Regions from separate parts of the Homo sapiens genome. Here region 2 is linked to region 1. Evidence: read pairs that join two places in POLR2A ChIA-PET (ENCODE). Cell type or tissue: Panc1. All regions are shown on one strand. Links, peaks and the distances in the headings refer to the core of each region. The heading gives the core; the rest is flanking DNA. Region 1 overlaps LINC01173 (long intergenic non-protein coding RNA 1173). Region 2 overlaps LOC101927896 (a long non-coding RNA gene).

The links. ChIA-PET counts read pairs that join two places held together with the same protein. Peaks named below come from ENCODE experiments on the same cell type or tissue, not always from the same donor. Only the 100,000 strongest peaks of a DNase experiment are listed, where the experiment ranks them.
Region 2: POLR2A ChIA-PET joins it to region 1 with 5 read pairs; 3 of 35 experiments call an interaction of 5 or more read pairs at or near these places.

What each region holds. Positions count from the first base shown.
Region 1 is chr2:234,702,865-234,707,254 of GRCh38, forward strand. All of the region lies in intron 2 of LINC01173 (long intergenic non-protein coding RNA 1173), which reads left to right. Among named protein-coding and RNA genes, the nearest start is that of LINC01173, 22 kb to the left of the region's middle. In Panc1, for the core only: no CTCF peak of the experiment used is centred there; a DNase peak (open chromatin) is centred at 2,494.
Region 2 is chr2:234,797,183-234,801,572 of GRCh38, forward strand. LOC101927896 (a long non-coding RNA gene) reads right to left here. Exons shown (of 9, transcript XR_002959457.2): 8 at 1,562-1,678. Among named protein-coding and RNA genes, the nearest start is that of LINC01173, 120 kb to the left of the region's middle. In Panc1, for the core only: no CTCF peak of the experiment used is centred there; no DNase peak of the experiment used is centred there.

The DNA.
Region 1 (4,390 bases), core at 180-4,179:
AGACCTGGGGCATGCGGCGATGTCCCCACTGTTCGTGAGGTTACTGCAGGGGTTTCCGACTTGCCCCTTTGCACAAGGACAGGGCCAGTGCTTAGCACATGGTGCTTAGTAAACAGATGATGGAGGAATGAATGGGTGAAGCCAGGCGTGTCTGGGAGGGAGCCAAAGCCCCGAGGCAGAAGAGAAGGAAGGACAGACGTGAACTTGCAGGGTGGGTGGTATGTGCAAAGAGGTGGTGGAATGTTTATTATCCTGAGACCTGGGGTGGAAAGTCCTTTGAGACAGACGCTGGTGTTTGTTCAGGATCCTCTCTAGGTGGGTGGGTGGGGGCAGCTGTGTCCCCTGAGGGCTGCACGTGGGCAGGCACCCTGCTTCAGAGGAGGGAAAGCTGCCCCACCTGAGAGTGAGGGAGAGAAAGGAGGAAGAGCAGGGAAGACCAGGGGAAGTGGGGAGAGGGAGGGGAGGCAGGCAAGGGGCTGGGACTAGACAGGGAAGATGACTTCAAGGAACGAGCTCTCCAGGCGCCTGACAGCACCAAGCTGTCTCTATTCAGCTTCTGCACCACTGCCATGCAAGACCCTTCCAGAAAAGTCTTCTCCACTCATGAATGGACATCCTAACTGACCTCAGCTTGGGTGGTGGGAGGGGGATGGACGTGAGAGAGATAAAGGAGGAGCTGAATTTCATGCTGGGACCATGATGCATAAACAGTTGTGTTTGCTTCACTCCACAAAGGCAGACACATTCAGGGAGGGCGTTCTCAGTAGAGGAAGAATAATGGCAGCTCATAAAATATCATGGAAACTGACAGTAGTGTCTTCCAGGCAAATTTGATAAGCCTGTTCCTAAAATAAACTTAATTCAAAAGGAACACGGGCAGCAGAATGTGAATTATCTTTTAACTTTCTTATTATTTTTCTGGCGCTTCATTCTTTTTACTCAAGATGCTCTAGTAGTAGCTCGTTTTGCCTTTACAAGGAGCAAGGGACTCCAGACTGTCAGCATCTAGCTGAAAAACTGCTTCTGCTTGGGTAGTCCTCAGTCCTCCCAGAGCGTGCACAGCACAGCGGGGAATTTCAATCGCTGCAGGTGCCCAGGGCTTCAGCCCTGGAGATTCAGGATCAGTTTACCTGGGCTGGGAGACCTGTACTTTTAAAAAGCTTCAAGGTCCTTCAAATGGGCACTCAGAACCAAGAACCATGCTGTTTGGTGCTGAAGCTAATGCCACTCCACCCAAAGCCTCAAAGGTTGCTTAGATACCCACACACTTCTGCTGAAACAAGCTTCCAGAAAGGAATGCACAGATGAATGTCGTTAACAAGGCAGGCCAAATGTTTTGAGTTCAGAAGTATTTTTTCTTTCTTTTTTTTTTTTTTTTTTTTGAGACGGAGTCTTGCTCTGTCGCCCAGGCTGGAGTGCAATGGCACGATCTCATCACACTGCAACCTCCGCCTCCCAGGTTCAAGCAATTCTCTTGCCTCAGCCTCCTGAGTAGCTGGGATTACAGGCACGCGCCACCATGCCTGGCTACATTTTGCATTTTTAATAGAGACAGGGTTTCACCATGTTGGTCAGGCTGGTCTCAAACTCCTGACCTTGTGATCCACCTGCCTCGGCCTCAAAGTGCTGGGATTACAGGCGTGAGCCATCACACCCAGCCAGAGTTCAGAAGAATTTTAACCCAGTAACTGAATTTTCTTTTTACAAATGTAATGATCTTTAAGGTAGATGGTGTGGTAGCAGGGGGTTCTGGGAGGTTTGGCTTAATAATATGGAATATCAAAATGAGGGGAGAAACTGAATAAGGGTGTGTTTATGCTTACATTAATTATTTGTAAGTGTATCTATATAGCTTTAAATAACTCAAGTTGTTTTTCTTTTCTTATTCAAATACCACGAAATCCAAAAGCTATGAATTCTCTGAAATATGGACTAATGCTTAGAATGTTACACCTTCCTTTCCCCTTCCAAAGTGTCGTTACTACTTTGATAGAAGCTGTAGGCACAGGCTTCATAAGTATAATCATATCACTTTCATTCATAGCCAAGAAAAAATTGAGCTTCTTATTGAGAGTACATGTCACTAAGAATCCAGCTTCTGCAGAGGGGGCAGGGGGAAGGTTTTCTGCTTAGTCCCAAATTGCTTTGGCCATGATTGGATTTCAGTGTGAAAAATTGAGGCAGCCTGTTCAGGGTGAGATAGGAGGAAGAGAATGTGGAGCCGCTAGTTGCTGAGCAGCTGTGAGACAGTCAGCATACAGGCCATGCCTCATTTTCCCATCTACAACCAGGGGTGATTGCAGTATGTGGCATCCAAATGCTGACCACTCTACAGCTTCCACCCTGCGGTCTCAACAGTACTGGGGACCTGAGAACAAGACAGAGGTGAGCCTGGTACAAAGCTTCAGCCACACACCTACTCATCTATGCTGTCATACTCACTTGGCCCTAGCCAGAACCACAGATGACATCATCCCGGGTAAATTAGCATTATTTCCACCATTACTCACCTCTGCCTGCCCTCTTGCCTTCTCTTCTAGGAAGTTACGTATCTGAAAGTGGTAATTAATGCAAGTGAGAGATCTGGTCACTTAAATGTGTGTGGCACCTCTCCCCTCTCCTCTTCCTCCTGCTCTAGCTATGTGAGACGTGCCTGCTTCCCCTTTGCCTTCCGCCATGATTGTAAGTTTCCTGAGGCCTCACTAGAAGACACTATGCTTCCCGTACAGCCTGCAGAACCATGAGCCAATTAAACTTCTTTTCTTTATAAATTACCCAGTCTCAGATATATATATATATATATTTTTTTTTCTTTTTTTTGTGTGTGAGACAGAGTCTTGCTCTGTCCCCCAGGCTGGAGTGCAGTGGTGCCATCTCGGCTCACTGCAAGCTCCGTCTCCTGGGTTCACGCCATTCTCCTGTCTCAGCCTCCTGAGTAGCTGGGACTACAGGCGCCCACCACCATGCCCGGCTAATTTTTTGTATTTTTAGTAGAGATGAGGTTTCACCGTGTTAGCCAGGATCAGTCTCAGATATTTCTTTATAGCAATGCAAGAATGGACTAATACACATGCTTACTTTCAAAAACTTAAATATATGAAAAGTATAAGAAAAAAATTAAAAGGATGGATACTCCCAAAGTAAGAAGATCATCTTTCTTTACATGTTGATGCACTTTCTTGTAGCCTTTGGTCTAAACAGGCCTCTCAAACATCGCTGGGTCCTCCTTGTACATGGGTTCTCAGGAGGTACCAGCACTATTTGTTCCCCAATTCTCCTCGCTCATTTACTCTCACTCTCCCATTCTCCCCAGTTGATTTTGGGCATCCACAAGGGGCTCTCACACAGGGGAAGAAGTGACTTTCACACCAGTCATCTTGTGATTTCTAGGGCACAAGCAACACTCCTCAGCACCACGGCCACTGCCATCCAAGAAGACATCACCCCCCTTCACCAAAGAGCCCCTATAGCAGCCCCAAACCGGCAAGGGCCAAGCAGAACTGTGCTTTCTTCAGGCCCTACTCAATCATGGCCCAAGTCTATAGTTCTGCAGGAGAGGGAAAAAACATCCCTTGTCCCAATTTATTTTGAATTTTGTCATCTGTCTTTGGAAAAATAGTCTCATAAATTTTACCTTGCACTCCTCCCTCCCCAGTTCCCCCTTCAAAGGCCTTGCCAGTTACTCAGGAAAGGAGACACATACTTGAGAAGTGGGGTGTTGGGGTAGGGGGCAGGGATGCCACCAGCTCCACAGTCAATCTCTTTACTTCTTTTTAAATATATTCTTAATTGACAAATAATAATTATATATATTTATAGGGTACAATGTAATGTTTTGATTATATATACATTATGGAATGAATTAATCCAGCTAATTAACATATCACTTCACATACTTATTTTGTTGTTGTGAAACATTTAAAATCTGTTCTTGGCTGGGCACAGTGGCTCATGCCTGTAATTCCAACACTTCAGGAGGCCAAGAAGGGAGGGTCACTTAAACCCAGGAGTTCAAGACCAGCCTGGGCAACACAGTGAAACCCCACCTCTACAAAAGAATACAAAAATTAGCCGGGTGTGGTGGTGTGCAGTTGTAGTCCCAACTACTCAGGAGGCTGAGGTGGGAGGATTGCTTGAGCCCAGGAGGTTGAAGGTGCAGTGAGCCGAGATTGCACCACTGCATTCCAGCCTGGGTAACAGAGTGAGACCCTGTCTTCAAAAAAAAAAAAAAAAAATCTTTGAACAACTTTGAAATGCACATTGCATTATTAACTATAGTCACCGTGCTATGCAATGGATCGCAAAAGCTTATCCCGTGCTGAAACTTTGTGCCCTTTGAGCAGCCTCTCCATACCCACCCACACCCAGCCCCTGGTCTCTACCTCTGTGA
Region 2 (4,390 bases), core at 139-4,138, 94 kb after region 1:
CTAATATGAATCATATTTCTCCAAGGGACACCTAGAGTGTGTAGAATTTTCCAAATATCTTTGACCACGAACCCCATTTTTGAAAGAATATTTTGGGAAACAAGTTTCTTGGGCAATACTGATCTAAGAGATACATTCCTAAAAGTAAAACTACAGTGATGGGGAGACCCTAAAGGTATAAACGCCTTCCTGGTCATCCATTTTGTGTGGAAAAGAAATGTACCCCAAGTTGAGAGTATACATTGACTCATGGGCAGTGGCAAATGGCTGAACTGAATAGTTAGTGGCCTGGAAGGTACAAGGTTGAGAGACTGAAGATTCATGTAGAAAGACTGGAAGACTGGAGACAGGAAGTCAGGGAGAGAGGTGTGTGGATGGGCCTGTGGAAGTGGACATAAAGAGTGAAGACCTTTATATCACAAGTTAATGCCCACCAGAGAGCACCTGCCGCAGGGGAGGGACTAAAGCAACAAGCAGAGAGAAGGACTCAGGCAGTAAACGTCAGTCTCTGTCATTATCCACCCAGTGCTGGCCCCAGGGGTTTGTGGAAGGAATAGCTACCGTGACAGCAATGGAGACTATGCATGGCTCGACAGCAAGGAACTTCAATTCACTAAGGCCAATCTAGCTGCTGCTATTTCCAGATGTCATGTCTGCCAGCCACAGAAACCGATGCTGAGCCCGGATGTGGTACAATTTCAGTCCAACCAGCCACCTGGGGGCAAGGTGATTACATAAAACCCTGACACTCTGGACAGCACAGGGGATTCGTCTTGACTGAAATCGACGTATATTCTAGGTATGAGTTTGCCTTTGTTTGCAAGGCCTCGGTCAACTATCTGAAGACTTGGACATGTGTGAGCCGTCTGTACAAGATGCTGCATAGCAACGAGCTGCATCTAGGGACGCAGATGGGATTAATCACCGCATCACTCTAATCCTCACCCAGCCTTCCCCTCTGTGTTCCCTTCTCCGTATAAGGACACCTGTCCTTGGATTTAGGACCCATCAAGATGACCTCATCTTGAGCTCTTTAACTTAATTACACTTGCAAAGAGGCTTTTTCTAAATAAGGTTTCATTCACAGGTACTGGGGGTAGGACATAGATACATCTTTTTGCTCACTCCCATTCAACCCATAACACGTAGAAAGCTCACTGTGCACTTTGTGCTTACTGGGAAGCCCTGCAGAAGAGTCAGACTTAAAAAAAAAAAACTGCTGAGCACATTAACAACCCACCTGCAACCACTTTCTTCTCTCATCCCCTCCTCCCTTCCTCTTTTTTGCCCCCTTTTTCATTCTTCTATGCAGTCCAGCTTTCTCTATCTCCCCAGGAAGAAAGCCGATACCCTTCTCTGAAGCCCACCTACCCACAGTTCGAGCTTCTTGCAGAGACTGATTCATGCCTCTGAATCCCAGTTTAAAGTTTCTTGGGGGAGAGAAACTGCTTGCCCGGCTTGGATCAGGGTCCACCCCCAATCCATTGAGTTGTGACCCAGAGTCAGGACAGATGGTGTCGGTGTTCTCACCAGGTGTGGGGCGTAATTGCTAGTTACCTACCCTCAATGCCTGCTCTCCCTTCTTCCTTGGGATAAGGCTCTGGTTCTCCACTGGGCACATAAAGACTCCTTCCAAGGCTCCCTTGAAGTCAGATGTGGCCTCACAACTAAATTACGGCTAGCAAGATGAGAACAGAGGTGTTACATGGCAGCTTCCAAAAATATTCTTAAAAGACAGCAGGAACATGCCTTTTGCTTCCCCTTACCCCTTGTCCCACCATGCAGCATAAAATATAGATGTGTTGAAAGTCTAGCCACCACTTTCTATTTTTTTCTAATTAGAGATGGGGTCTTGCTCTATCACCCAGGCTGGAGCGCAATGGTGTGATCATAGCTTACTGCAGCCTCCACCTTCTGGGCTCAAGGGATCCTTCCCCATCAGCTTCCCAAGTACCCGGGACTACAGGCAAGTGCCACCCTGCTCAGCTAAGTTTTTAGTAGAGACAGGATCTTGCCATATTGTCCAGGCTGATCTTGAACTCCTGGGCTCAAGCGATCCTCCCATGTCAGCATCCCAAAGTGCTGGGATTACAGGCATGAGTCACCACGCCCAGCCTAACCTTCATTTTCAACCAGAAGATGAAGCCTCCATCCCAGAGGTAGCAGAGCAAAGTGTTGAAATGTGTCTGCACCCCTTAAAACCTCAGGGAGCCTCCGTGCCAGGGCTGGACTTCCTACCTCTGAACTTCCTTTACATGAGAGAGTAATAAATTTCTCTCTTCTTTCAGACATCTTCTATTTGGGTTTCTGTGTTATAGGTAGCCAAATTTAATCTTAGCTAATATAAAGGCCAACTTTTTGGGGGGACAATTCACAAAAAAAAAAAGACCAGGAGAGCACTGTGCACTACGTCGCCTTTCCAGAATGGTCTTTCACCAGGCACGAGGGCAGATCTCTACGTCCCCAGAAATCTGATGTGTCCTGCATTGTCCACCACCAGCCTCTCTGGGTCATCAGACTGGGGAGGCTGTCTAGGTCCAAGACCACCCATGCTGGTCTCTACAAGGCCAGGTGTTATCCCAGGAAAGGGGTGCCTCATTTCTCCACCAAAGGACAAATGGTGTCAGTGTTCTCACCAGGTGTAGGGTATAACGGCTGGTTACCCACCCCCAATGCCTGCTCTCCCTTCTTCCTTGGGATAAGGCCCTGGTTCTCCACTGTGCACATAAAGACTATCTTTCCACGGCTCCCTTGAAATCAGATGTGGCCTTATGACTAAATTCTGGCCTGCAAGATGAGAAAAGAAGTGTTACATGGCATTGTTACATGGCAGCTGGTATGTTTCTTGGAGCTTCTATGAAGCACTCGGCGTGGGGCAGCTGGAATCAAAAAGCCCTGCTGTCCTGGGGAATCAGCAGCCAGGTGGGTGGGTGGCATTATATGGGCTGCTGAAGATAACAGCAGAGCAAGGAGGATGGAGCTGGGACCATTATAGGCCAGAGAGAAACCAGGTATGAATGTCAGGCCATTTTCAGAGCATGGAACAGACCCAATGGGTTGGAATATGCCTTTCATTCTTCCTTTTTATTGAAACACACGGCCAATAAGTGTGTGTCAATAAGTGTTATTGAAGGTTCATTTTTGACAATACATGGACCTTCACAATCCTCACTAGCAGCAGCACTGGGACATTGGCCACCAATTCCAAAGGCTCAACCCATGCCTGGTACAGGGACAGCTTTCCTGCCAAGGCTGCCCAATAAGCCAGGACTATCCCCTTCTGCAGGGACCAGCAACAGGACAGAATGATGCAGCAGCCCAAGTATTCCAAGTGTTGTAGGATCATGGACCCCAATGAGCAAGTGCCGGTGCTGGGATAGAGTGGGAGATGAAGACTACAAAGGGCATCACCTCTGTGTCAAGCGTAGGCTGTCATGCACTCAGGACCAAAGACCATGCCCCCAGGTTGTGGCCACCTGGAATTCCTCCAGATCTACTCACCCATGACCCCCGGGAGCCCTTCCCCAGCCTCTCTACTTTAAAATTCTGCCTCCCACACCAGCACCTCCCATCCACCTCCCTTACTTTATTTTTGTTGCTGCCTCCACTCCTGTCTGACATCCTGTATGCTGCCTGCTTTGGAGATTAGCCCGGCTGTGGTGGAGGAGCTTGGCTGGATCACCCCAATGCACTTATTGTTTCATTTATTACCTGTCTCCCCATCAAGCTCCATTAGGACAAATGCCTTCCTCTCTCCCATTCTCTGCTGTATCTGCAAGGCTTAAAACAGCGCCTGGCGCGGTAGGTGTCCAATAAATACTTGTTAAATGAGAGAATGAATGTTCCGGACCTGCCGGTCAGTATAGTTATCTGCTGGGCCCAGGTCCAGATAGGAAAGTGACCTGAATCCTTGGATGTGAATGTTGCACAGACATCAAACAAGGGCCTGGCTTCCCATGGTTCCACCAGAAAAATCTGGGGACAAATCCAATGGTGGGAATGGGCAGAGCTGGCCCTCACAGGTACCTACTATGAGAAGGCTGATATGTTTCTTGGAGCTTCAGTAAAGCACTCAGTATGGCATGGCTGGAATCAAAGAGCCCTGCCGTCCTGGGGAACCAGCAGCCGGGTGGGTGGATGGGATTAGAGGGGCTGCTGAAGATAACAGCAGAGCAGGGAGGATGGGTCTGGGATGATTAATGACCACAGGGAAAGCAGGTATGAGGCACACACCCCCTCCTGCTCCCTTCTCCTCAAACTGTTAAACTGACTCAGCCGCCAGGCCAGGATGCCTGTCGTAAGGTTTGACTCGGTTCTTTTGGAGGGGCCAAGCTAGATCATGAAAAAATTGCTTGTGTAGGGCAGAATCATCCTGGACTAGTCCAGCCAC